Linked DNA regions of Homo sapiens: regions 1, 2, 3 and 5 are each linked to region 4. The links are chromatin contacts, found by Hi-C or POLR2A ChIA-PET in ENCODE. All regions are on one chromosome and are shown on one strand. Each heading gives the region's core, a stretch centred on a gene start or an enhancer-like site at or near the end of the contact. The rest is flanking DNA. Distances are from core to core; before and after follow the strand shown. Region 1 overlaps DIP2B (disco interacting protein 2 homolog B). Region 2 holds the start of LIMA1 (LIM domain and actin binding 1). Region 3 holds the start of SMARCD1 (SWI/SNF related BAF chromatin remodeling complex subunit D1). Region 4 holds the start of CSRNP2 (cysteine and serine rich nuclear protein 2). Region 5 holds the start of CERS5 (ceramide synthase 5).

Region 1 (3,944 bases), core at 338-2,837, 550 kb after region 4:
AAATTAGCCGGGCGTGGTGGCTCATGCCTGTAATCCCAGCTACTCAGGAGGCTGAGGCAGAAGAATCACTTGAACCTGGGAGGTGGAGGTTGCAGTGAACCGAGATTGCGCTACTACACTCCAGTCTGGGCGACACAGTGAGACTCCGTCTCAAAAAAAAAAAAAAAAAAAAATGAAATGAGAATGTGTAAAAAGAGTCCAGTCATTGGGTTTCAAAAGTCTTGAAAGTGTTTTTTTAGACACACATACATAATATAAATTCCCAGAAAATAAGGATTTGGCTAAAACTTGGTTCTCCATGAAAATGAGAAATGAGTCCTCAGCCTGTTGATGCCAACTTGACCAGATGAATCTCTTGTCCCTGAGTTCCCCAAAATGCTGATAAAGTCATATTTTATTCCCCAGAATACATGCCTAATTGGAGTTCTAACTAGTTGACTAATGACTAAAAAATTTAGAATCATGGGGAATGAGTTAGAGTAAGGAGATGGCTTAGAAAAAAATGAATTCTAAGTATTGATGAATTCTAATTATGATAATACCAAGTTCCAACTATCATACCTCAAATCTCTGATTTCACCTTCTGTCACAGGGGGGAAAAAAGTTTCTCCCATCTCCAAAAAGTAACAGGTACTTTTTATAATATAAAGTTAGGCCCGGCTCAGTGGCTCACTCCTATAATCCCAGCACTTTGGGTGGCTGAAAGGCAGGCAGATCACTTGAGCCCAGGAGTTCAAGACCAGCCTAGGCAAAGTAGTGAGAATCTCTGTCTAAAAAAATTTAAAAATTAGCCAGCATGGTGCCCACTTGGGAGGCTGAGGCGGGAGGATTGCTTGAGCCCAAGAGGTAGAGGTTGCAGTGAGCTGTGATCACACCACGGCACTCCAGCCTAGGCAACAGAGCAAGATCCTGTCTCAAAAAAAAAAAAGGAAAAAAGTTGTCTTCCTTGATAGGGCAGTTAAAAAATGGTTAGAATCCACAACTTCCTGTAGGTGAAATCCCTTCTTACCCTTGGAATCTGCTCCCTTTCTGAAGGATCCTCTGCTCACTTTACAGAGAACACATGCAAACACACACAAAATGCAAAACAGCAACAGCCAAAACTCTAGTTCGACGCTACCCTCACCCTACACAACTTGTCAGGGGTTGACCTGCAGTAATGGCTGATAAGGCTGACAGCAAAAGAAAAACAATCATCTTGGTTGGGTTATTTAATTTCAACTGAAGACTAGAAGACTACAAGACTCATCCTTACTACTCTCCTCTCCCTTCCAGAAAGGTCATGAGAAATATGTAGTCTTGAATTTGATGAGACTGAAAACAGAGAATTCCAAAGCATGAGAACTTATTACTAAACAACTGCTAATTAAAACAAAATGGACACTTTAATATTCTTTAAATTAATTCTATGTAAAACCTGATGAGGTAAACAAATATGGTCATGTCTTGTTCTTTATGACTCACTGTGACTCTGTCACATCCTCCTTCTCACTACTACCTTTGCTGTTAAGCACACAAACCATTTTAGATAACAGCTTGTAAAAGTTGGGAAAGCAGTTTCCTGTCAAATGAATCAGAAATAGATCACTGAAAAACCAGCCCGGTGAGGGCCAGAGGAGTCACTAACAAAGAGTTACTCTAATTCACTCAAGGCTTAAGTTTCTCTGCGTTTTTTCTCACACAGGAAAGAGTAAGACTTATACACTGCCCTTTCTTCCCCCACTTCCCTGAGAGCCCAAGGACAGCGCCCTGCTCCTTCTAGAGGAAAGGGGGTTACCCACACTCCCTTCTCTCAGGTCAAACCACACCCTACATTCCCAGCTGAGACTAGAGACCTCTTGTCTCACCTACTCTTACTCATCTTCTCTGGCACATCCTCACCTCACCTACCTTTCATGTCACTGACCACAGTGACTTTCCACAGAAGCACAGCTGCTTAAATGCTGGTGGGTTTTTTTGTATGTCTTCACAATGCATGTTCCAAGGATACATATATTACACTCTTATTTTTATTTGTTTTTTGTTTTTTGAGACAGAATCTGGCTCTGTCGCCCAGGCTGGAGTGCTGTGGTGCGATCTGGCTCACTGCAGCCTTCACCTCCCAGATTCAAGCGATCCTCCCACCTCAGACTCCCAAGTAGCTGGGATTACAGGCGCATGCCACCACACCTGGCTAATTTTTGTATTTTTAGTAGACACGCGGTTTCACTATGCTGGCCAGACTGGTCTGGAACTCCTGACCTTAAATGATCTGCCTGCCTCAGCCTCCCAAAGTGCTGGGATTACAGGCATGAGCCACCGCACCCGGCCAACACTCTTATTTTTAACTCAGAGAATACTCATAAGGCCACTAGGCAAGAACTCCCTCAGCTTCCTCATCCATCACCTATGAGTATCTGCCTCTGCTCCCATCCTTTCCTTCTTCCCTTCTGTTTCAGCAGAAAAGGAGTCATTCCTGGCATCCTGAATGATCACTCCAGCAGCACTTAGGGTCTCAAGCTTTGCTGACTCAGGGAGACCTCGTTCCATCACATCTTTCTACTCTAGACTTTCAATTCCTCCTCCCCAAGACCTCTTACCCCTCCACCAACAAATGAACACACTCAAGTCTCTACCTTCTTAACATAATTCATTTGTTTGGCCATCAAATATTTGTTGAGTGCCTACTACAGGCCAGGAGCAATTTTTTACTCTGGAGATAAAGCAGTGAATAAAACTAAGTTCCTGCCCTCAGGCAACTTATTTTCTAGTGAGGAGAGAGACAAAGAACAGATGAATGTGTATATATCCTAGCTACTTCCTTTCTCTCCACCTCACACGGCCAGGCTTGAAACAGCAGGGTACCCCGCCTGCCTCTACTTCCACTTCCTCTCTGCTTTGCATTCCTTATCCACTTTCAACAGGCTGCAGTGCCCCTTCCTTGCCCCAACCCTGTCCCTAAACCCTACTAAAACAGCTTAGGCAAAGGTCACCACCAATGACCTCTGCTTGTAATCTCAATTGCATTTTCTCAGTCCTAGTCTCAAACTCTATGCAACAAGAGACACTTAATACTCCTTGTTGTTTTGCTCTTCTCCCTCTGGTCACTCATACCCCTCTGACCTCTTTTCCAGGTTCTTTTTTTCAGCTTCCCCCTTAAATGGTGGTGCTTTCCAGTTCTGTGTTTAGCCTCTGCTCACTCAATATGCTCTCCTTGGCTGGGTGCAGCGGCTCACACCTATAATCCCAGCACTCTGGGAGGCCGAGGTGGGCGGATCACAAGGTCAGGAGATCGAGACCATCCTGGCTAACATGGTGAAACCCCATCTCTACTAAAAATACAAAAAAAAATTAGCCAGGCGTGGTGACAGGCATCTGTAGTCCCAGCTACTCGGGAGGCTGAGGCAGGAGAATGGCGTGAACCCAGAAGTCAGAACTTGTAGTGAGCTGAGATTGCGCCACCGCACTCCAGCCTGGGCGACAGAGCGAGACTCCATCTCAACATATATAATATGCTCTCCTTGGACAATCTCAATCATGCCCACTGCTTCCACTATCAGCGATACATGCTAAGGAATACTGAATGTATATCTTCAGGACAGGCCTTTCTACAGAACTCCAAATCCACACACCCAACTGCTGCTACAGATCTCCATTTGCATGTCCCCAAAACCTCTCAAATTCAGTAAAACTGAATTTTCTCTCCCCCTACACCCTAAACTGTTCTTCTGCCTCTATTCCCTGTTTTAGGAAATGGTGCCATCTTTCTCTCAAGATGCCTAAGGAAGAAACTTACCAGTCCGCCTTTCTCCTATCACACCTACAAATCTCTGTGCACACCTCCTCCTCCTCCATACTAGTCTCGTAAATTCTCCCTGCTTAAATACTTCTTTTCATTCCCTCTTCCCTAATCCTACTGCAGAGACAGCTCATTTCAGTAGCCTCCTGTAAGTCTTCCTGCCCTG
Region 2 (3,861 bases), core at 1,237-3,736, 800 kb after region 4:
CCCTGCCTGGGCCTCCCAAAGTGCTGGGATTACAGGTGTGAGCCACTGCACCTGGCCCATGCCCATTCTTTAAGTATTGTCTATGGCTACTTTGGCACATTTGGCACTACAGTGAGAGCTGAGTAGCTGTGACAGAGACTATAAGTCCCACAAAGCCTAAAATATTTACTATTTGGCTGTTTACACAAAAGGTTTGCTAACATATGGTCTAGAAAAATCAACAAAACAATAAATCACGCCCTGACTTGCTGCATTTGCCCATTTCCATGGTGTAAATACTCCCCTTACAGCCAATTTCGTGCTACCAATGTGACATTTCTGAATAGAGTTGGGAAGAGATGCATACAACATATGTAGTATTTCCACAGGGAATACAATGGACAAATAACCTCAAGAGCAGAATTATTAGTAAAATGAAGAAAAAAACTACAAAGTGATGAGTTTTTAATATTTATTATATTTAAAAATTTTTTTTTAGAAATAGGGTCTCACTCTGTTGCCCAGGCTGGAGTGCAGTGGTGTGATCATAGCTCACTGCAACATCAAACTTCTAGCCTCAAGCCATCTTCCCGCCTTAGCCTCCCAAAGCACTGGGATTACAAATGTGACTCAACATGCCTGGCCTATTACTTTTATTTTTAAGATAATTTAATTGTAGCTTATATAATTTGATTTCTAATAATGGTTGTGCTTATGACCTGGCTCATAAAATCCCTGAAAATTTAGCAATCAACCTAATGCTAGCTCTATCTTCAAAAGGAGGCTTTGGGAAAGCAAGTAATTTTTGTATCCACTAAAGCACAGAGCTAAAAAAAATTGGGGGGAGGGGAGACATCTATTGAGGGAACGCCACATGCAGGGTAACGTATTTTCTGGAGTACTATCCTGTATTGATATTGTATGCTCTTTAGCATTCCCATGCTGTCTGCCACTTTTGCTGGAGTCTTGATACTTGATACTGTTAATGCAAAATAAGTAGCAGGCCATTAGTTTGGAGTTGTTTTTGTACCCAGAAAGCAACCCAAAATTTAGAGGTATTCCTTGCACCTTTTGTTTGTTTTGTTTTTTTGAGATGGAGTCTCGTTCTCTCATCCAGGCTGGAGTGCAGTGGCGAGATCTCTGCTCACTGCAATCTCCACTTCCCGGGTTCAAGTCATTCTCGTGCCTCAGCCTCCCGAGTAGCTGGGATTACAGGCACTTACCACCACGTCCGGCTAATTTTTGTATTTTTAGTGGAGACGGTGCTTCGCCATGTTGGCTAGGCTGGTCTCGAACTCCTAACCTCAGGGGATCCGCCTGCCTCAGCCTCCCAAAGTGCTGGGATTACAGGTGTGAGCCACCGCGCCCGGCCCCTTGTACCTGATTTTGAATGGAGTTTCAACCAATCACAAACAGACAACCAGCCAAGTGGTTATATAATTAGGGACCTCCCATGTGACCATACCCAAATAAGGCAAACGCTTAGCTGTAGCCAATCAAATTTCTTTACTTTCGTGTTCAGCCTATAAAGTTTGATGCCTGGGCAGCTAGAGCAGGGGTGTCTGAGCCTCTTTTGGTTCTGACTGTTGTCCGATTCAAAATCTAAGTTTGTTTTGTCTGAAATTTTTATTTCTACAATACCTATCCAGAAATCAGTCTAGGCTGGATATTTGAAGGAAGAAGGGAATAACTGGCTGGCATATTCATCACCTGTTGGAAATCTCTCTTCTCACACATTTTCATTAACTTCTTGAGGAAGTGTAATTACAAGCGTTTTCCCACGAGCAGCCCCTACTAATAACGCATCAAGCTGCATGAATTCCGAAAAGCTTCAGAAAACTTGTGGTCTGAAACCCTACTATGCTTGAGGTACAGGAAAGAAGGATACTATCAAAAGGCATCATGCAGCTGGCACGGAACTGGGACAAGAATTTGGGGGCAGGATGGCCAAGTGCTAGGCCAATTGACGGTCTCCAAACCATTAGCACAGCTCCTATTCTGAATGGAGGAGTAAAAACAGCTGTTGGAGAACTTGGACGTCATCTGCCCTTGTCAAACCGTTTTCAGGATTAATGTACTTAATTCAGCTTTTTCCACTACACCACACAGCCTCCTGTAAAACACCCTCCCTGCACACAACTTACCCCCAAAGCACCAGGAACCTAGCTGGCTAGAGTTGAGCTTAGGAAAAACCTGAGTGGCTCCAGAGTCAAACTGCGATAACGTTGAGTCAGAGGAGTTAAGGACAAAGTAGAGCTGCACAGAGGCCCACGTCGTGCAAGTGCGTGTCTCCTTCAGAGAAAAGCGTGCCGAGGTAGACTAGGCCCCGGGCAGCAAAAACCCTGTCCCGTCGCCAGCGCCCCGCACCGCCAGAGCGACTGGAGCAGACGCGAGCGCTGGGCACGTAGCCGGTGGCGCGCACGCTCAGCCCGAGGCCGCACGGGAGGCTGTCTGGCGTGCGCGCCCCCGCGGCGGTGGGCGGGGTCCGGGGCGGGGCCGCAGGAGCAGTAGGTGTTAGCAGCTTGGTCGCGACAGGTGCGCTAGGTAGAGCGCCGGGACCTGTGACAGGGCTGGTAGCAGCGCAGAGGAAAGGCGGCTTTTAGCCAGGTAAGGGCCTTCTCTCTCCACAACCGGAGAGTGCGGGAAGACCCCGGCTTCTCTCCACACCCTCTTTCTCCTTCGACTTTTGGGGCGGGGGGAGTGCAAGGAGTGTGAGTCCCTCCCCCTCGAGATAAGGGGTCGAGGGACGCTGATCCTCCGTTCTTTCCTCACTTCTGGGGCCTGCGCTGGGTGGGGAGTGCTTATGTCGGGCTGAGCCTTTGCTGCCCAAGGGCGGGAGCTGCAAATACCCCGTCCTCTCCCACCGAGAACACTGCATTCTAACTGTATACTTTCTGGTGTGGTGGAGGAAGGTGACAATTCATTAAAACTCCAAATACCCTCCTTCCAGGGAAATACTGTAATATTCAACTGTTCTTTTTCCTTCATTTTCAGCCATTCCCTCTCTTTTCGATTTTTTCTCCCTTCCATTACGCCAGCTGAACTCTGTTTAAGACACTTACACCCTTTTGAGGAATGTTGAGAATATAGCAGTCCTTGCAGCCGATGTGTCATCCCCGAATCGCTATCGTGTATATATCGCTGGCACTTGCCCCCGACATATGTTGGTGTTAATGTAAGGTAATTGTACACCCCTGGCTACACATACTAAAGCTTGAAGTTGTAGCTGCTAGGAACGAACCATCTGGCACCCTTCCTAGCCTCCTTACTGATGCTTGCAAGAACGGTTTAGCTGATCCTGGTGAGAGATATTTGAACTACTATTGTCTTGCACCTAATTCCAGCTTTCAAAAGTCTGCCTTGGACGGGCGCAGTGGCTCACGCCTATAATCCCAACACTTTGGGAAACTGAGGCGGGAGGATCGCTTGAGCCCAGGTGTTTGAGACCAGCCAAGGCAACTTAGCGAGACCCTTGTCTCTACAAAAAAATAAATAAATAAATAAAAATAAAAGATAAGTCTGCCTAATCCAGATCTGCCTAATCCAGATGGTTCAATTGACTTGACTTTTCAGGTTAGTCAAAGGTAATTAGGGAGTTATCAGTTTTTAAGGCAATGCCCATTTTGGGGAGAGGTTTTCTTTTGCATTAAGTATTCTTTCTTTTGCTCTTGATTTAAATGGTTTAACACAGTACCTTTTATCTGCTTGGTTACCAATACTATTCACAAATGCTAAATATTTCAGGAGCCATGAAATAACACCAATCCTTTCTTCTGAGGTATGATGTAGACACAAAAGAACATGACCCCTAACAACATGTTCTAAGTTCCTGTAGAGGTATAACCTGGGTGCAGGATGATCACGTTTTAGATAGATCTTCAA
Region 3 (4,084 bases), core at 1,299-3,798, 1.0 Mb after region 4:
TACTTAAACTGTGGGGTGCCTCCAGTGAAAGTTGAGAAGATGGAGATACCACAAGGACTCAGAGAGGAAACACAGCCTCAAATTAAGTGCAAACTCGATTAAAAAAAAAAAACTAAATAATCTACAGATATGGCTAAATCCAATGGCCAGCAGCACCAAGAGGAAGGTAAACCACAAATCAGATCCCAGGACAATAAGGTTCTCCATATGATACCAGTGAGGGCCAAAGGTGTGGGGGCAAACACAAAGGACCACTGTCTTTCAGTGCAGGGAACAGTGTCCCTCTCCTTACTGCTCCCAAAAGGAGCTGTGAGCACCAGTTAGGCTTCCTGCTGACCAGACAACACTGTTCATTCCCAGCAGCTCCCACCCTAGATGCCAACCATTGTGGACCTTGAACTCACATCCTCCAGGAGCCGTCCTTCTACCCGAAGCTCCCAGGAAGCCACCGTCCCTTCCCCATCCTCGGCATCTGACTTAGCCGGATTGAAAGTGTTAGAAATGAAAATTCGCAGCTTCCGTTTTTGCTGAGGAAGGCAGAAACAGGATTGATCGTGGGGCTTCAGTGGTCTGATGTTGAAGACAACGGTCTCCCCAAACCCCAAAATTACTCCTAACAGACTGGCTTACTGTCTACCCAGTCCCTTGGGTGGGTGGATGAAGATTCCATTTAGAAGAGGAGTACTGGCCATCAGCCTAAGTACAAGTGCATATAGTGGGATGCCAGGTGGACAAAGTCATGCAAGGTGCCAGGTTCCCAAGGTAGCAGAGCAGTTACAGCGAAAACATGGACAAGGGTATATTTGTAGTGCAAGAGACATCAAGAGCCCCTCCCCCTTTGCCATTCTGTTCTTATCCTCCTAATGTAATTCTCAGTTTGTAGGCGGAAGGGAGAGATGCAATTTAAATGCCAAGGAGAGTTGTGCTGTGCCTTTGATTTCTCATCCTAATTCTGCTGAAGGTTCCTGGGTCCTCTCCTTTGGCTCTCTGCCTAGTACTTTCCTGTGTTACCTTGATGGGACGTTTCAAGGCCTCTTGGATATCTAGCCGTTTCCTCATGATAGTCTGGTCCAGTTTCCTTTCAAAAGCCAAGAGATCCATATAGGCCTGGGATTCTGGTACCAGTTCACGAATCTTAGGAACAGAAAAATTAATTGAAATCTAGGATGATCATCTCTATACTCAAACTCACCACACTTTCCAGAAGACATATAGCCTGGACTCACCCTTTGAGGTAGAATTTTGTCAGCCATCTTCTTTTTCTTTGCACTGTTGGGAATAAATACTATTATCAGGTTGGGACAGAACTAGTCAGAACGTGAAAATAAGCTGTCAGCACGTCCATTTATAGTAATGTGAAGGGACTGCAAAGCTTCTCTCAAAGAACTACCACCACCACCACCACCACCAAGCATTCTCAAGGATGAGTTCTGTAGCACCATCTGCTGACACAGCACCACCACTTCTTGGTTCAGGTACTCCCACCACCTGTGTCCTCCCAGGCTCCCTCCCTCCCTCCCTCTGCCCCAGGATCATCTTACTTGTGGTTTCGATTTTGGACCGCCTGCTGCTGGACCTGCTGGATCTGCTGAGGGGCAGGTCTCTTGCGGGACTGATCCATCCCTGACTGGGCCAGGCCAGGTCGGACTGAAGGGTTCCCCCCATAGCCAGGGGGTCCCATGGAAGGTCCCTGAGGTGTCATTCGGCTGCCTGGCAACATACCTGGTCTCTACAGAGGGGAGAGGACCCAGAGATGTCATGGTTTCACCTGCTAAACCCCATCAAGAAAGAAAAGCAGGGAACGCCTGAGATCTTTGAATGAAGTAAGGTTTAGGGATGGAATGGAGGACAATGAGAGGAGAACCCTTTGCTCCAGTAGTGACTCCATAGAAAAACAGAGTCCAAAAGCTAAGCGAGAGCCAGATTATACTCAAATTCTCAGTCTATTTTGGATGGGACACATCGGACATCGCCAGTTCCACATTTACTCTGCTAGCTACTATCTCTTTAGAAGCTGACCTCAATTTGTCAGCTACACGTTCTGTGTTCCTCTGATCACTGGAGCTGCTCAAGCCCCTTTGCACTCCGGCCCTCATACAGGTATCCCTGGACCCACTTCACCCACCCAGGTTCTCTACCGACTCCCCAGGGAAACAATGCCCCTAGGAGCAGGTGTGTAACTGCCTCCCCCTCTCTTTCTGCGCACTGCCTCCCCCAACCCCCACCCAGAGCCCGAACCCCTCCCAAGGGAGTCCCTCCTACTTCTCCCCCCACCCCTGTCACTCCCATGTCCCCGCTCGGCCCCGCCCCCGGCCCGCGCGCCCCTCCTCCTGCCCCACTCACCGGATAGGCCGCTCCGGGCATCGGGGAGCGGTACAGCCCTTGACCCGGAGCCGGGCCCATTCGCACAGGAGGCCCCGGAGTTCCGCCCGGGCCCAAGGCAGCAGCCGCGCCCGCCCCTCCTGAGGCTCCGGCGCCGCCGCTTGGAGCCACAGACTGGAAACCCGCCCGGGCCGCCATCTTCCCGGAGCCGCCGATGCAGCCGCACAAAGAACCGGAACCGGAACTCCCCCCGCCCCCCGAGCGCCCCCCGAGCGCCCGCCTGTTCCCCCGGCCGGCCGGCCGGCACGGGAGGCTCAGGGCAGCGAGACTATGGGATAGAGCGGGGCGACTAGCGGAAAAGGCGTGCTGGCCACGCCCTCCCGCCTTCACGGTCCGGGAGGGAAAACCATAGAGAAGAGCTCTGCAATAGAGAGGCCGCGTGAGCGGGCGCCCCCAGGCCGACGGGAGGAAGACAAGGACCTGGAAAGGGGGACGGACCACAGCCTCAGCCCCAGTCTCAACCCCAACTCGAGCCCTCTGATGAAGAGGGGCTTGGAGTAATAGCTTCATCTTGGCGCATGGCGTTAACTTTCCAAAACGCTTTGACTGCTTTTCGTTTCGTTTTCTTACTGCTATAACTATCAGGGGCTGAGGAGGGAAACACAGTTTATTCCATTTTACAAATGGGAAAGCTGAACTCACAGGTGAATGACTTGGCAAAGGTCAACCAGCAAGTTAGCCATAAAGCCGAAGCCAAGATTCCAGATACCCTTGCTCATAGCCCGGGACTCATTCCACAGATAAAGTGCCTCAATAAGTACCTCACGTGGGAACTTCATCCTAACTTTCTCTCTGACCTAACCTGCTTCCGGATTATTATTTTTTATTTTTTATTTTTTTTTAGATGAGGTCTGTCTCTCTCTCGCCCAAGCTGGAGTGCAGTGGCACCATCTCAGCTCACTGCAACCTCCGCCTCCCAGGCTCAAGTGATCCTCCCAACTCAGCCTACCAAGTAGCTGGGACCACAGGCATGCACCACCATGCCAGACTGTTTTGTATTTTTGGTAGGGATGGGGTTTCGCCATGTTGCCCAGGTTGGTCTCGAACTCCTGAGCTCAAGCGATCTGTGCTCCTCAGCCTCCCAAAATGCTGGGATTACAGGTGTGAGCCATTGTGCCTGGCCTCAGATTTTTTTTTTTTTAAATATTAAAAAATAGGGATGGGGGGCTGGGCACGGTGGCTCATGCCTGTAATCCCAGCACTTGGGAGGCCCAGGCGGGTGGATCATGAGGTCAGGAGATCGAGACCATCCTGGCTAACACGGTGAAACCCCGTCTCTACTAAAAACACAAAAAAATTAGCCGGGCGTGGTGGCGGGCGCCTGTAGTCCCAGCTACTCGGGAGGCTGAGGCAGGGGAATGGTGTGAACCCGGGAGGCGGAGCTTGCAGTGAGCCGAGATCGCGCCACTGCACTCCAGCCTGGGCGACAGAGCGAGACTCCATCTCAAAAAAGAAAAAAAAAATAGGGATGGGGGTTTCACTATGTTGCATAGGCTGATCTCGAACTCCTGGCCGCAAGTGATCCACCTGTCTCAGCCTCCCAAAGTGTTGGGATTACGGGCATGAGCCACCGTGCCAGCCTGCTTCCAGATTTTATGATAAGTTCCAGTTTATCTTGAATTTTGACTCTGCTCTCTCTCTCTAAAGCATCCTTTGTATTGGGGATTCTGTTTTGGAACTTTGTTGCCTTTGACTTCTCCCT
Region 4 (3,985 bases), core at 522-3,021:
CTAAGAAGAAATATAAGGCACAGGGATAGAAACTAAGGAGAAGCACCATTTTAGAAATATGGTTAGGCATTTGTGCCCGGGAGTTTGAGGCTGCTGTGAGCCGTGATTGCGCCACTGCACTCCAGCCTGGGTGACAGAGTGAAATCCTGTCTCTTAATGCAGGGAAAAAGAAATATGGTTAGGGAAGATCTCGGATATGGGGACATTCGAGCAGATATTATGTGAGGGAGTAAGTATGTGGCTAGCTGGTGGAAGCCAGACAAAAGGCCCTGAGGTAAGAGAATGATTGCCCAGTTGAAGGAGCTGCAATGAGGCCAGTGTATTCAAGCAGAGTATGGAAGGGGGAAAGTAGAAGCAAACAAGATGACAGAACAAAATGAGGGGGCGGGGTGGGGGTCGGGGGACAAGAGAATGCAGCTCGAGCTTGCCGAGCCTTATAGTTCAAGGGAAAGACAACAAAGAAGAAACCAAGGCTATGTGTCCTTGGCAAATCACATACAACTTTTGACTTCTTAATCTTGGTTTTCCCCTTTTTTTTCTTTTTCTTTTTCTTTTTTTTTTTGAGACGGAGTTTCGCTCTTGTTGACCGTGCTGGAGGGCAATGGTGCAGTCTTGGCTCACTGCAACCTCCGCCTCCCGGGTTCAAGCCATTCTCCTGGGTCGGCCTCCCGAGGAGCTGGGATTAAAGGCACGTGCTACCACCCTCGGCTAATTTTTGTATTTTTAGTAGAGACAGGGTTTCACCATGTTGGTCAGGCTGGTCTCGAACTCCTGACCTCATGACCCGCCCGCCTCGGCCTCCCAAAGTGCTGGGATTACAGGCATGAGCCACCGCGCCTGGCGCCCTTTCTTAAAAATAGGTTGCGGAAGGGCGCGGTGGCTCATGCGTATAATCCCAGCACTTTGGGAGGCCGAGGCGGGCGGATCGCCTGGGCCCAGGAGTGCAAGACCAGCCGGGGCAACATGGCGAAAACCCCTTTTCTATTTAAATAAATAAATTAGTTTGCAAAGTTGAGAAGATTTTTTTTTTTTTTTTTTTGAGACGGAGTCTCGCTCTTTCGCCCAGTCTGCAGTGCAGTGGCGCGATCTCGGCTCACTGCAAGCTCCGCCTCCCGGGTTCACGCCATTCTCCTGCCTCAGCCTCCCGAGTAGCTGGGACTACAGGCGCCCGCCACCACGCCCGGCTAATTTTTGTATTTTTTAGTAGAGACGGGGTTTCACCTTGTTAGCCAGGTTGGTCTCGATCTCCTGACCTCGTGATCCGCCCACCTCGGCCTCCCAAAGTGCTGGGATTACAGGCGTGAGCCACCGCGCCCGGCAGCAATTTTTTTTTTTTTAAAGAAAACACTCAAAGCACTCCCTCATATAAGTAGATAACTCAAGATATTGCTTGTATTCTTTATAACCTGCGCAGGCTGCAATAAGTCATATTGCTGAAGACTAAGACCCCATGAGCGAGGAGAAGGGGGGATCATGTTCCTAATGGCGTGTGGTCAGGACACGAAAGAAAAAGGGAGCTTTGGAGGAGAATTCGTTTATTTAAGATCTGTAGCTGAGTCTCCTCTCTTCCCCCATTAAAAGGTTGCAGCAGAGCTGCCGCCTCGGGAGCCGGTTTGCGCGCCGGCTTCGGCTTTGCAGCAGTTACCGCCTACAACTCCCGGCATGCTGCTGGGTGTGGGCCGGCCCGTAGACTCCATTTCCCAGCCAGCCCCGGGTCTCGGTCAGGACGTGCCGGCGCCTATAAGAGCCAGTGCGCTGCGGCCGGATCCTATTGTTAGCCGGAGCCGGGGCGGTTCTGGGCGTCTGCTGCCGGGGGCGCCCGAGTTGCCGGAGACGCCCGGCCCTCTCTGCCTGCCGGCTGGGCTGCCCACCGCCCTCCCTCCCCGCCCTGCCGCCCTGGGAGCTCCCCGGCCGTCGCCGCGGGGCCCGGGACTCGCTCGCTCCTCCCTCCTTCCCACCGGGCTAGGGCGGCGGCGGCAGCGGGGGCGGCAGAGACCATCACGGGAGGAGGCAGCTGCGGCGGGGCCGGTAATGGGCCTAGGGGTGCGGGGCGGAGGGTGCCGCCTCGTCCTTTCTCGGGATCGGCCCTCGGGCGGCCGTGGAGGAGTGGTCAAGCCCAGAGCCGTGCGGATGGAGGGGTCAGAAATGAGAGGCTCGGACGGGAGCGGTCGGGGGGCGGGGAGGTCGGGTGCCGTTGGGAAGGAACCGAGTCGGGAAGAGGCGTGGGAGCGAGGGGCACCGAGGACGCTGGCCCGGACTGCGGGGGCAGCTCGCGGGAGACCGATGGGCGGCTTGGAAGCCTGCAGGATTGCAGATGAGGATTGAGTTCGGAATGGAGTGGAGAATGATGTAGGATGGAGGAAAGTGAAGGAAGGGGAGGGGGAACAGAGGAAAATGTGGGAGGAGTGGTTGGGAATTTGTGAGTAGCAGGCAGGAAGGGATGCGGAAGGCTGGGTAGGGGCTGCAGAGGATTGGAATGAGCGGGAAGGTTAGCAGGAATCAGAGGGAAGTGGGCCGAGAGCTGAAGGGTTCGGCAGGAGTGTTCATTAAAAGGAACTGGTGACTTGACATGTCCCTTCGCTCCGGTTCCTGATGTCTCCCATATTTCTGGCGTCGTGTGGGAAAATGAAAGCATCAATTGCCCTGGTTGCTAGCTTGATCTTTTTTCATAGGCCCAATTACGCAGCCAACTGCCACCCGTCCCTTTTAGTGCTGTGGTCTTGATTCATCCTTTTAAAGGGGTTGAGAGTGGCAGTGTGACACACAAACTGTTCTTCAGAATGAAATGCTAGAAGTTATCCCCACAAGACAACACTGTCCCCTTGTCCTGCAGTTTTCAGTTCAAGGTAAATTCATAGTTCAGATTTTTTTCTTCACTGGCTTTCTGTCTTGCAAATCCACAAAGCCAGGATGTTGGTTGTGCCGGTGTTATAAATGACTGGATATCCTTGAGAGTTAATGCAGCATCATGTTCCAGTTCCCACAAAGATCTGTCTTCCACACGATGGTAGTTTAGGCATGGAAAATTCTAACCTTGTGTTAGTGAATGGGTAAAAATCGGGGAGTGGGGGTGGTGAGTGCACGGCTTTCTTTAAACACCTAACTTAAGCGGGGGGTTTTCACTTGGGTGCTTTGTAAGTTCATGATCCTGGTGATCACAAAGACACATGGATCCATGAAATTCATGGTATATGAGAAACAACCACAGTATCTTGTAAAAGGAGAAACAGGGCAGGTCATTTTATTCAGGTTTATGGTAACACAGCAGCAAGCCTTCCTTCCAACCCAGCTACAGATGGTAGCCCTGACCATCTTACTGGAGGTTTTGATTCCTTGACCTTTAGCAGAAGGTTGGGTTCCAGTCAAGTGAAGAGGCTTTCTCCTGTGAGATGTAGCTTATTACTTTGGACTCATTTAAGAAAGAGACTTATATTACCTAAACTTTGCAAATAGATTCTTCCAGAAAATTTTGCCTGGGCAGTCCCTCTTGCTGCTCTCACATATGCTGTTTTTTTTTGTTGTTGTTGTTGTTTGTTTGTTTGTTTGTTTTGGTGGTTATAGGAATCCTTTTAGGCCTGAAAAAAACTTAGATCTAGTACTAAAATATACATATTCTGGTGGAACTGTTTATTAGGTGCTAGCCTGATGTATTCTGTGCTCTGGATCTTAACTATTTCATATAACTTTGGAAAATGTTCAGCTAGAAACTCTTGAGAAAAGACCATTAGACATGTAGCCAGAAAGTGTCAGCTGACCTTTCATTTCACTGGCATTTAAAAGCTTTAAAGAGAGTTGCATTATTTTCTCCAAAAGCATTTGTTGAGTTGGTCATTTTGACAGTTAACTGTCGGTTTTTACCTGCATTCCTAGGTGCTAAAACTTACAAGTGTATCTCTTGAACACAGGCATTGATCCTCTACCAATGAATAATTGAGAGAGGTAGGAATGACTGATTTTTCTAGTTGTAGTTTGAAAGATTAATTTG
Region 5 (4,335 bases), core at 1,032-3,531, 920 kb after region 4:
TTTTAGTAGAGACGGAGTTTCACCATGTTAGCCAGGATGGTCTCGATCTCCTGACCTGTGATCCGCCTGCCTCGGCCTCCCAAAGTGCTAGGATTACAGGCGTGAGCCACCGTGCCCAGCCTAAAGGAGTTTGAGCAATGTATGATTCTCAAATTGGGCAGCCCCTGAATCACAGCAGATTCAGAGAGACCCAGCATATCCACAGAGACCCAGCATATTCACGTGGTGGAAGATTTATGGACAGCAAAATGAAAGTGAGGTACAGAAACAACCAGATTGGTTACAGATCAGCGTTTGTCTCATTTGAACGTGGTTGGAACAGTTGGCTACATTTGATTGGCCAAAATTCAGTGATTGGCACTGGTGTGGTCTACGTTCGATTTACACCTCCACTTGTTACAGTTCACAATGTACAGAAAACCTTTAGGCCGAACTTAAATATGTAAGGAGGCAGCTTTAGATTAAACTTGACTTAACACTAGCTACCACTTCTTACCTACATAACTTTGGGCAAGTTGTTTGGCCTCACTGGACCTCAGTTTACTTATCCAGTGGGGATAACAAGATCAACTTTATAGGGTGAAGGAGTGAAATAACCTGTGTAAAATGTTCCATGCAGTGCCTGGCACACAGGAAACCTCATCAAACATTGGCTATTTATTTTGTTTTGCCTTTAGGTCCTTTAGATATACTTTTTTTTTTTTTTTTTTTGAGACGAGTCTCACTTTGTCGCCCAGGCTGGAGTGTAGTGGCGCAATCTGGGCTCACTGCAAGCTCCGCCTCCCGGGTTCACGCCATTCTCCTGCCTGAGCCTCCCAAGTAGCTGGGACTACAGGCGCCCGCCACCATGCCTGGCTAATTTTTTGTATTTTAATAGAGATGGGGTTTCACCGTGTTAGCCAGGATGGTCTCGATCTCCTGACCTCATGATCCGCCCGCCTCGGCCTCCCAAAGTGTTGGGATTACAGGCGTGAGCCGCGCCCGGCCTTTTTTTGTTTGTTTTTGTTTTGAGACGCTCTGTTGCCTAGGCTGGAGGGCAATGGCGTGGTCTCGGCTCACTGTGATCTCCGCCTCAAGCAATTCTCCTGCCTCAGCCTCCCGAGTAGCTAGGATTACAGGCATGCACCACCACACCCGGGTAATTTTTGTATTTTTAGTAGGGACGGGGTTTCACCATGGCCAGCCTGGTCTCGAACTCCTTACCTCAGGTGATTCTTCCGCCTTGGCCTTCCAACGTGCTGGGATTACAGGCGTGAGCCACCACACCCGGCCTGCCTTTACGTATACTTTTTGAGTGCTTCCCTTTTCACTTTGTTTTTCTTCCATTTCCTTTTCCCCAAGAGAAGAATAAAAGGATTTTTGTAAACTTTTTTTATTTTTATTTTGGGACGGAGTCTTTGGTCTGTCGCCCAGGCTGGAGTGCAATGGCGCGATTTCGGCTCACTGCGACCTCCGCCTCCCAGGTTCAAGCGATTCTCCTGTCCCAGCTTTCCGAGTAGCTGGGATTACAGGCACAGCGCCACCAGGCCCAGCTAATTTTTGTATTTTTAGTAGAGACGGGGTTTTGCCATGTTGGCCAGGCTGGTCTCGAACTCCTGACCTCAGGTGATCCGCCAGCCTCGGCCTCTGAAAGTGCTGGGATTACAGGCGTGAGCCACCGCGCCCGGCCTTTTGTAAACTGTTAAGTCCATTTTTTCTGAGGAAAAGTGACTAATTTTTAAGGGATAAAGCAGTGAAAGTAGGCTGAGGTCACGGGGCACGAAGGGAAGAAAAGGTTGGGAGCGAAAAGAACTCTAGTGGCGGACAGTAGTGGGCAGGACCAGCTGACATCCAAGAGAAGCCCTGACCTGAGAGATCGATCTGGCCTCCGGGAGTGGAGACAGAGGTACCGCCTGGGTGGGAGCCGGAACGGATTCGATTCCAACAGGCTGAGAAAGGAGAATGTCCCCGTAAAGGAGCTAGGCCTGAAATAAGGGGTGTGGCCGTAGCTGGATGGAAGAGTGAGGGAGGAGTAGAAGCGTGGCCTAGACCAGCAGCAAAAGAGGGCGGGCCCAGGGCCGCCCGAGGCGTGGTCCCAGGGCCGGGCTGGGCGAGTCAGAGGCTCGGGAAGGGGCGTGGATCCCCGGAGGCGGTCCCCGGGTTGCAGTGAGGGAAGTGGGCCGGGAGGAGAGATGGGCGGTGAAGAGGCCCGGCCCTGCCAGGGAGGCGGGCGGATCCGTGGCAGTGACCAGAAGGGGCCGGAAGGGGGTGGCCGCCGGCCGGGCCCCGCCCTGGGGCCGCCTCCCCGCGGGTTCCGTTGGCTGTGGCGGCAGCTGACGCTTGTGGCGGCGGTGGCTTCGGGGTGGGCGTAAGATGGCGACAGCAGCGCAGGGACCCCTAAGCTTGCTGTGGGGCTGGCTGTGGAGCGAGCGCTTCTGGCTACCCGAGAACGTGAGCTGGGCTGATCTGGAGGGGCCGGCCGACGGCTACGGTTACCCCCGCGGCCGGCACATCCTCTCGGTGTTCCCGCTGGCGGCGGGCATCTTCTTCGTGAGGCTGCTCTTCGAGCGGTGAGAGCCCGGGAGCGAGCGGCTCGGGGGCCGGGCGCGGGCCGGGGGCGCCCCGCTGTGGGAAGGGCCGAGGGCCGGAAGCAGAACTGCAAGGAAAGCCCGGAAGCAGGGGCTGGGGGAGCTTGGGCCGCGGCGGGTGATGCTAGGCGCGTGGGCGAGGTGGTAGCCTAGATGGAGAAGGAGTTTGGGGCGTGGGCAAGAGAAAGAGTGAGGGTCTAGGGGAATGCTGGGCCCCTTCAATGTTAGATCCGGAGTTGGATTGGGGGGGTCATATAGGCCTCCTCCCAACCTCCAAGGGTCCTACAGATGAGGAAACAGGTTCAGTGTGAGCTCTGGCAGAGGCCCCGAAGAGAGGGATAGGAAGGGGCCAGGAGAACCAGAGCTAGTTGTGACCATGGAAGCCGAGGGGTCAACGCAAGGGCCAGACGTTCCAAGGGAAAGGAATGGACTCATCAGACTCTTAAGATTTGTTAGGACGCTTGAGTTTCCGAGAATTGGGGGGAACAGGATTAGTTTGGCCCTAAGAGTTGGTTTGGTATGTCAACTCATGCACGTTTGTTGGTAGGAGGGTAGAAATCTGGTTGGGATAGGGTGTGGTGGAGCCCTAGGCTTCCAAAGTAATGGAAAGATGTCAGATTAGTTGCAGAACAGGCCTTGGGGCCTGAAATGGAAGGAGGAGTGTGTTCGAAGGGATGGAGGAGAGCCACAGGGCTTTATCAGAGGACAGCTATATTGAGCCAGATTCTTTTTTCTTTTCTTTTTTTTTTTTTTTTTTTTGAGACAGAGTTTCGCTCTTGTTGCCCAGGCTGGCGTGCAATGGCACGATCTCGGCTTACCGCGACCTCCGCCTCCCCTGTTGAAGCGATTCTCCTGCCTCAGCCTCCCGAGTAGCTGGAATTACAGGCACGCGCCACCACGCCCGGCTACTTTTTGTATTTTTAGTAGAGACGGGGTTTCGCCATGTTGGCCAGGCTGGTCTGTAACTCCTGACCTCAAGTGATCCGCCCGCCTCTGCCTCCCAAAGTGCTGGGATTACAGGCGTGAGCCACCGCACCCGGCCTTGAGCCAGCTTCTAAATGAGTTTAGCAGAATTGCAGTATACTTTGTTCAACCACATGATTTCACCTTTAAGTGAATGGATCATATGTTTGTCCAAGATAAAGATATTCACTGAGGCTTTGGTGTGTGATATTATAATGTGAATTTATACCTGTGGGTGATTTTGATCAAGTCTACTCAGACTCCAAGAAAGGAGACATGTTTCTGCCATAGGCCTCAGGTAATGAGGGTGGTTCTTGGACATCTGTTCGTTTTGCCTTTATCCAAGCATAAATGATTGTAATGCAGGAATGCCCTTTCTAGGATGGGAATATGTTGCAGGTGAAATAATCTGTTAATTTCTGAAAGATAGCATCTGTTTGGGATTGCTTCTTTGATTTGCCTACTGTTTTTGACTCAAGTCTTTCAAAATCTTGTGTTCTATTTAGCTAGTCACGCATCCATTTATTCGTAGTATTTGTGCATCATCATCATCAAAATGCTCTGCCAGACGTTCAAGTGCAAAAATAAAGATGCTTAAGTGAAGCAAATGAAACCCAAAGATCTAAATGGCTTTCCTTGGCCCTCAGGAACTTAGTGTAGCAAGGTTTTTTTTTTTTTCTTTTTCTTTTTCTTTTTTTTTTGAGACGGAGTCTCGCTCTGTCGCCCAGGCTGGAGTGCAGTGGCGCGATCTCAGCTCACTGCAAGCTCCGCCTCTCGGGTTCACGCCATTCTCCTGCTTCAGTCT

What was found. A loop is a pair of places that touch in the nucleus more often than their neighbours do. ChIA-PET counts read pairs that join two places held with the same protein, here RNA polymerase II (POLR2A). Pooled maps may share reads with other maps.
Region 1: a pooled map shows a loop between it and region 4 (2.9-fold over the local background). The contact joins the enhancer-like site here to the promoter of CSRNP2 in region 4. A Hi-C loop is called at or near these places in 2 of 50 pooled maps. POLR2A ChIA-PET finds 5 or more read pairs at or near these places in 2 of 52 experiments (A673 and GM12878).
Region 2: a pooled map shows a loop between it and region 4 (6-fold over the local background). The contact joins the promoter of LIMA1 here to the promoter of CSRNP2 in region 4. A Hi-C loop is called at or near these places in 4 of 50 pooled maps. POLR2A ChIA-PET finds 5 or more read pairs at or near these places in 3 of 52 experiments (HEK293, HepG2 and T-cell).
Region 3: a pooled map shows a loop between it and region 4 (9-fold over the local background). The contact joins the promoter of SMARCD1 here to the promoter of CSRNP2 in region 4. A Hi-C loop is called at or near these places in 5 of 50 pooled maps. POLR2A ChIA-PET finds 5 or more read pairs at or near these places in 2 of 52 experiments (OCI-LY7 and WTC11).
Region 5: a loop to region 4 is called in a pooled map, with 9 times the contacts of the local background. The contact joins the promoter of CERS5 here to the promoter of CSRNP2 in region 4. A Hi-C loop is called at or near these places in 6 of 50 pooled maps. POLR2A ChIA-PET finds 5 or more read pairs at or near these places in 2 of 52 experiments (CD8-positive, alpha-beta memory T cell and activated T-cell).

The regions. Positions count from the first base shown.
Region 1 is chr12:50,530,599-50,534,542 of GRCh38, reverse strand. All of the region lies in intron 1 of DIP2B (disco interacting protein 2 homolog B), which reads right to left. Among named protein-coding and RNA genes, the nearest start is that of DIP2B, 28 kb to the right of the region's middle. RefSeq lists enhancers at 1,532-1,601, 3,811-3,944. Within about 2 kb of position 1,587, at least 19 of the 41 ENCODE cell types and tissues checked have a DNase peak (open chromatin) inside an H3K27ac peak, as active enhancers do; they include A673 and GM12878, where a contact is called at or near this core.
Region 2 is chr12:50,282,145-50,286,005 of GRCh38, reverse strand. LIMA1 (LIM domain and actin binding 1) reads left to right here and starts at 2,486. Exons shown (of 11, transcript NM_016357.5): 1 at 2,486-2,586. It overlaps LOC107984505 (a long non-coding RNA gene), which reads right to left and starts at 2,385. Exons shown (of 2, transcript XR_001749144.2): 1 at 2,124-2,385. RefSeq lists a silencer at 2,266-2,575.
Region 3 is chr12:50,083,806-50,087,889 of GRCh38, reverse strand. SMARCD1 (SWI/SNF related BAF chromatin remodeling complex subunit D1) reads right to left here and starts at 2,548. Exons shown (of 13, transcript NM_003076.5): 1 at 2,344-2,548; 2 at 1,542-1,729; 3 at 1,227-1,269; 4 at 1,012-1,134; 5 at 405-527. The coding sequence starts at 2,520. RefSeq lists enhancers at 1,125-1,856, 2,706-2,965, 3,323-4,055 and a silencer at 2,196-2,635.
Region 4 is chr12:51,081,382-51,085,366 of GRCh38, reverse strand. It overlaps CSRNP2 (cysteine and serine rich nuclear protein 2), which reads left to right and starts at 1,771. Exons shown (of 5, transcript NM_030809.3): 1 at 1,771-2,028. RefSeq lists an enhancer at 720-1,346 and a silencer at 1,720-2,209.
Region 5 is chr12:50,165,315-50,169,649 of GRCh38, reverse strand. CERS5 (ceramide synthase 5) reads left to right here and starts at 2,281. Exons shown (of 10, transcript NM_147190.5): 1 at 2,281-2,549. The coding sequence starts at 2,353. It overlaps LOC124902931 (a long non-coding RNA gene), which reads right to left. Exons shown (of 2, transcript XR_007063304.1): 2 at 4,027-4,335. RefSeq lists enhancers at 932-1,693, 1,745-1,904, 2,795-2,934 and silencers at 2,005-2,404, 2,505-2,654.